Linked DNA regions of Homo sapiens: region 1 is linked to region 2. Evidence: read pairs that join two places in POLR2A ChIA-PET (ENCODE). Cell type or tissue: K562. All regions are shown on one strand. Each heading gives the region's core, and the rest is flanking DNA. Links, peaks and the distances in the headings are about the cores only. Region 1 overlaps TCTN1 (tectonic family member 1). Region 2 has its middle 2.4 kb from the start of MYL2.

The links. Peaks named below come from ENCODE experiments on the same cell type or tissue, not always from the same donor. Only the 100,000 strongest peaks of a DNase experiment are listed, where the experiment ranks them.
Region 1: POLR2A ChIA-PET joins it to region 2 with 5 read pairs; 2 of 35 experiments call an interaction of 5 or more read pairs at or near these places.

The regions. Positions count from the first base shown.
Region 1 is chr12:110,639,946-110,642,854 of GRCh38, reverse strand. TCTN1 (tectonic family member 1) reads right to left here. Exons shown (of 15, transcript NM_001082538.3): 8 at 2,338-2,472; 9 at 1,706-1,831; 10 at 1,228-1,313; 11 at 466-606. Among named protein-coding and RNA genes, the nearest start is that of TCTN1, 27 kb to the right of the region's middle. In K562, for the core only: no CTCF peak of the experiment used is centred there; a DNase peak (open chromatin) is centred at 1,124.
Region 2 is chr12:110,921,508-110,924,416 of GRCh38, reverse strand. No RefSeq gene overlaps it. Among named protein-coding and RNA genes, the nearest start is that of MYL2, 2.4 kb to the right of the region's middle. In K562, for the core only: no CTCF peak of the experiment used is centred there; no DNase peak of the experiment used is centred there; H3K27me3 peaks cover 811 bases.

The sequences.
Region 1 (2,909 bases), core at 147-2,646, 280 kb after region 2:
GAACCCAGAGGCAGAGGTTGCAGTGAGTTGAGATTATACCACTGCACTCCAGACTGGGTGACAGAGGGAGACTTTGTCTCAAAAAAAAAAAAAGCCGGATGTGGTGGTGCATGCCTGTAGTCCCAACTACTTGGGAGACTGAGGCGGGATCCCTTGAGCCCAGGAGGTCAGGGCTGCAGTGAGCTATAATGGCACCACTGTACTCCAGCCTAGGAGACAGAGCGAGACCCCATCTCTTAAAAAAAGAAAAAGAAACATACAAAGCCTTGAAATTTTTGCTTTGCCGTATTTAATAACAAAAATGATTGTAACAGTTTTGCTACTATTCATGCATGATGATATACTATATGTGGCTTTCATGTGAGCTCATCAGCTGATGCAGAGATTTGATTAAAATGGGGAAAAGTGAGAATGCTTTGTTTTCTGATCAGCACAAGTTCAAACAGAAACAAGTGACTCTTTTACCTTAGTTTACAGCCAGATTGCATAGTGTAACCAAATAATACTGGGGTCCGGACCCCCTCCAGTGCTAAGCAGTCTTGCTCAGTTGTGCTATGAAGAATAGTAAGCTGTCCATATCTATTTGTGGTCTGAATAATCCCAGACATTCACAGACAGTTAAGGGACAACTGCCTAGTGCTAGAGCAGCCTGGTTCTCAGGTAAGAAGACAGTGTCACTTGTGTGACATGAGGGAGACCCAAATACACTTTTTCTGGGCCTCTGGGATTTTGACAGCTATTTCCCAGGAGCAGGCAAAAAAACAGTTCTATTTTCCTTAATAAATGGATTCTCAGAAGAAAAATTCTCAGAAACTGGCCCTTTGAAATTCTAAATTTTCAAAATCACTACATCTGTTTAGGAGTGTCTGTTTAAATGTGAAATTAAAAACATTTAAATGTCAACTTTTCTCTCTTAAGATTTTCGTTGTAAAACACTGACATATTTTGTGGCTTAATGGCAGGCTGAAAAAAAAAAGGAGATTAAAAAAAAAAAACACTGACATTTTCCCAGGACGTGCTGTCTCACCCCCAACTGCCAGTCTCCCCCCAGCCCACCTGCTGTGTAGCCAGACTGGCCGCCCACCAGAGCCGCCTGCAGGAAGCTCGGCCTGGACTGCTCTCTCCTTCCCACAAGCAGCCCAGGGGAGCCTCAGCGATAAAGAGCAGTGCAGCCCACGCACATGGAGAGAGAAATAAATCCACCCTCTACAGAACCAAAAAGGATATCCCTTATGAGGCTGGAATCCAGCAGCTAATGGGAGCCCCACGACATAACCAGGGTTTCCACTGAGAGGGACTGGCTGGGTATTTTCCTGAAAGACAATGCAGAAATGCCCCCAAATAATTCTCATTTTAATAAGGAAATGGCAGGAAGAAAAATTCTTCTTTCATAATAAAATATGGAATTACCAACCAATAAAAGAATTTCTCCCTCCCTACTCAGAACTATAAATACATCTGCCAGGTGTAGGAGTACATCATACTGTAAAAGAACAAGCTAATGTGGAAGGGAATCTTTTCCCAAAAGGAAAAAAGATACAAGGAGAATGCTTGGTTTCATTACAAATGCACAGGCTACACAAAGCCCTCTGTTCACTACAAAGGCTTGGATGTAATACTTAGAAATTCAGTTTTATCCACTGAGAAGTCATTATTTCTTTTTAACTTGGCAATTAAATACTTATGCCAAATTGATCAACCTTACCTGAAGAAAATGAATTTCAAACTTTTGCTGCAGTGGGACCACTACGCTGCTAACTGTCCCCAGAACGAATGAGAGATCAGCTTTGGTGACTTCACCTGCATCTGTGTATGTGAGGCTGTACTTTACCTAAAAACAAAATGATACTCCAAATATACCTGTTCCATTACATTTCAGAAGCTGTATGAATAACTGAAAACACCCATAGATAGCAAATCTTTCCCTGTTTCTCCATGTGTTGAAGCCTTGCTCTGCTGTCCAGTTGGATTATGAGAGGTGTTCCCTCAGCACCACCCCTAGCAGACAGGGTCATCTGAGCCACTCTGCCCAATTACAGAAGTTCCACATAAGCTGGTCCAAGCAGAATGCAATAAGCCTATCTCTGCAGAGGAAACATGTTAAAACAAAAACAGCAACAACAAAAATATTTTGATGTATTCCGGCAAGTCACTAAGTTTGTGGAGACAAGAGGTGTCCTTTGATGAGACAGCAGAAAGACAAGCAGGCAGCTGAGCCAAGAAAAGCCACACCATGGGCTGGGACAGAGCGTCCTCGGAGGGCGTCCAGTTACCCCGGCGCAACAAGAGGCTTAAGTCTGCCACAGACAAGCTCTCAAAGCCAAACTCGGCACCTACCTCAAGAACAACATTCACGCAAAGGCTAAAGTGTCCAGCGTTGACGAGAGTCGGCTGCAGCACATCAGTGTCCTCCCGTCGGGTGAGCGTTTTATTTAGAGACTGAATGACGATGGACTGAACAGTGATAGGGACCTGCAGAGTGAAGACCTGGAGTGTTGAAGATGCTCTACCCAGGGAGGATGGGCTAAAATAACCAACCAACTGGAAAGAAACCTCCCCTGATATATGGCCAAGTAGGGGGAAGCATGCTACACAACAGTGTATATACTATGATCCACATTTGCAAAAGTAATAAACATATATACATTCACAAAGAAAATACTTGAGAGGATATAACCAAAACTTTAAAAGTAGTTACCTCTGAAAACATAAAGTTTACACAAAAACTTGTACACAAATGTTCACAGCTGCACTATCAAAATAGCTAAAACCAAAAACCACCTAAATGTCCATCAACTGATGAATGGATAAATACAAAGTCTAGCCTTACAAAGGCATATGACTCATCCCTAAAAATAGTACTAATACATGCCACAGTACAGATGAATCTTAAAAACATGCTAAGTCAT
Region 2 (2,909 bases), core at 174-2,673:
ATCGGTAATATTTTTATAGCAGCAATAAGAAACAAATACACTTGGGTTTCTGATATTCTAGAAGTTGCTATTCTGATGGATCGGCCCACTGTGCTTCTCTCTGGCTTCTGACAGCCTCAAGTGAGCAGTTATTTTTCTCTTCTATTCAGTGGGACTCAGGTCTAGCTGCTGGAAACTTATTAGCTGTAGGAATCCCACAGGTAGCAAAAAGGCAGGGGTCTCAGGTCCTGTGGGCATGTGCTTCTCAGCAAGAGGCCTCCGCCACCCAGCCTTGAGGGCAGGGCACAACAGCCCCAGCCGCCCACTCGCTCCCTCCCCAGCCCCCGCAGTCTTGAGGCTGATGCTGAAAGGAACCCCTGAAGTCTACAAAGAACCAAGTCCTCCCTGGATTCTCCAATCCCAGGGCCTTGTCCCTGGTCTTGGGGGCTCCCTGGGGCAACACAACCCATTGATGAGAGAGACTTTGGATCTCTGGCTCTCTCAACAGACCCCAAGGCCTAGTCCACACCCCACGTGCTCCACGTCCCAGCAGCCACGTGGTTCCATGCCCCATTCAGGCCGCCATTTCCCAGAATCCCTAGACACAATCTCACTTAATCCTCCCAGCAGCCTTATGGAGGTGTGTGATCTCCCTTTTCCAGGTGAGGAAACAGGCCCGAGAGGGTGAGTGCCCTATTTGACAACCCCTCTTGCTATCCAGCCAGAATGGTTCCTCTAGTACCCCTTCTGGAGGCCTGGCTGTACAGGTGTCCCTCAGGGACACACACCCCCACTCGACTCTGGGGGCCCAGCCCATCCTAATCCCCACCCCGGGGCTTCCCACCCCCCATCATACACTCTCCACATCTTCTGTGGCTGCAACAACCTTTTCACTTGGCCAGTTGGAGCTACTGACTGCTCACACAGGGTTTTAACGAAAATCTATGGTGTGCCTATTAGCTAGGGAAACATTTATTCTGGTGTTGTCAGAGAACCTTGGACAGAAAAGCTCCTCTTGATGTGTGCACTGCACATATGTGGATGCGTGTACATGCACGTGTCTGTGTGCCTCTATGCATGTGCAGACGTGTTTTTGTCTGTGCATGCATGTGCCTACACACACACATGAACACATCTTTTGTTATTAAAGATCTGTCAGAAGAGTGTCCTGGGTAACTCTAACCCATGTGGGACTGCAGAGAAGAAAAAAACCCACACCTTTTTTTGTCACAGCCATCAATGGTCCTTGGGTTTGTGTGCCCCCAAATTGAGATTATTTTTCCACCTGAGAAGGGGAGTGAGTGATAGCTACCATTTGCCAGGTCTCACCTCCTTTTACCCTCTGGAAAACCTAATAAGAAAAGTGATTTCTTTTTTTAAGCTCTGGAAAACTCCAGCCCCAGGGGGCCTTCTGTTCCTCAAAGCCTCCAAATTCTCCCTGCCTTGAGGTATGTGCTGTCCCCACTGCCTGGAGCCCCCTTTGCAGACTCTGCTTGGAGGAGCCCACCTGCGCCCCTGTCTGAGGCTGTCACCTGGCCACTGCCATGCCTCTGTCTCATCCCTGCATGAGATCCGTCACTGCCTGCAACTGTCTGGGTTGTGCATTTGTTTACTTTCTCCTTGTCCATCTTCCCCTCGCACTTACGCACCTCAAGGGAAGGGAATTTGTTGCTTTGCGCTGGGCTCGATGAAGGGGAATGAATGCTGGTTCAGCCATCAGCCCCGCACCCACACTACTGGGAGGGCAGAGGGACATTCTCCTTCTTAGAGGTGTGGCCTCTGGCACTCAGGCCTGCCACCCACGGACACTAAATAACCACAATGATTCCAAGCCCCGAGTTCTTGCTCCCTGAATCCCAAGGCTGTCTTTAAGGGCACAGGAAGATGGCCATCTTTTGTTGTTTTGGTTTAGTTTGGGGTTTTTTTGGTCTTTGTTTTTGAGATGGAGTCTTGCTCTGTCGCCCAGGCTGGAGTGCAATGGCACGATCTCGGCTCACTGCAACCTCCGCCTCCTGGGTTCAAGCAATCCTCCTGCCTTAGCCTCCCAAGTAGCTGGGAGTACAGGCATGTGCCACAACGCCCAGCTAATTTTTGTATTTTTAGTAGAGATGGGGTTCTGTCATGTTGGCCAGACTGGTCTTGAACTCCTGACCTCAGGTGATCTACCCGCCTCGGCCTCCCAAAGTGCTAGGTGTGAGCCAACATGCCCGTCCTTTTTTTTTTTTTTTTTTTTTTTGAGTCAGAGTCTCACTCTGTCGCCCAGGCTGGAGTGCAATGGCGCTATCTCGGCTCACTGCAACCTCTGCCTCTCGGCCTCAAGCGATTCTCCTGCCTCAGTCTCCTGAGTAGCTGGGACTACAGGCCCGCGCCACAACGCCTGGCTAATTTTTGTATTTTTAGTAGCGACAAGTTTCATCATGTTGGCCAAGGTCGTCTTGAACTCCTGACTCAAGTGATCCACCCGCCTCAGCCTCTCAAAGTGCTGGCATTTCAGGTATAAGCCACTGCACCCAGCAGGAAAGCTGTCTTCAGTAAAAGTATTATATAATGACACCTTGCATTCTGAGAGCAGCTGCTGTTTTCAAGGCTCTTAAAGAGCCTGGACTCTGGAGACAAAGGGGCCTCCAGAGGGGTCCACGCCTAGCTCCATCACTGTGTGACCCTGGGCAGCTCACTTCGCCTCTCTGAGCTTTTGTTTCCGCATCTGTAAAATGGGGGCATGGATGATGAGGTGGTCCCCACCCTCTAGGGTGGCTGGAAAATTATGTGTGGGAGCCATGAGCACATAGTGTCCGGCACGTGCCAGTGCTCAGTCAATGAGATTTGTCATTTCTTCAGTCAACAAATATTTATTTTTGAGCTGCTGCTGTGTGCATCATGAGCTGGGAGCTGGGGAGACAGTCAGTGGTGAGGGAAACTAAAGTGATCCC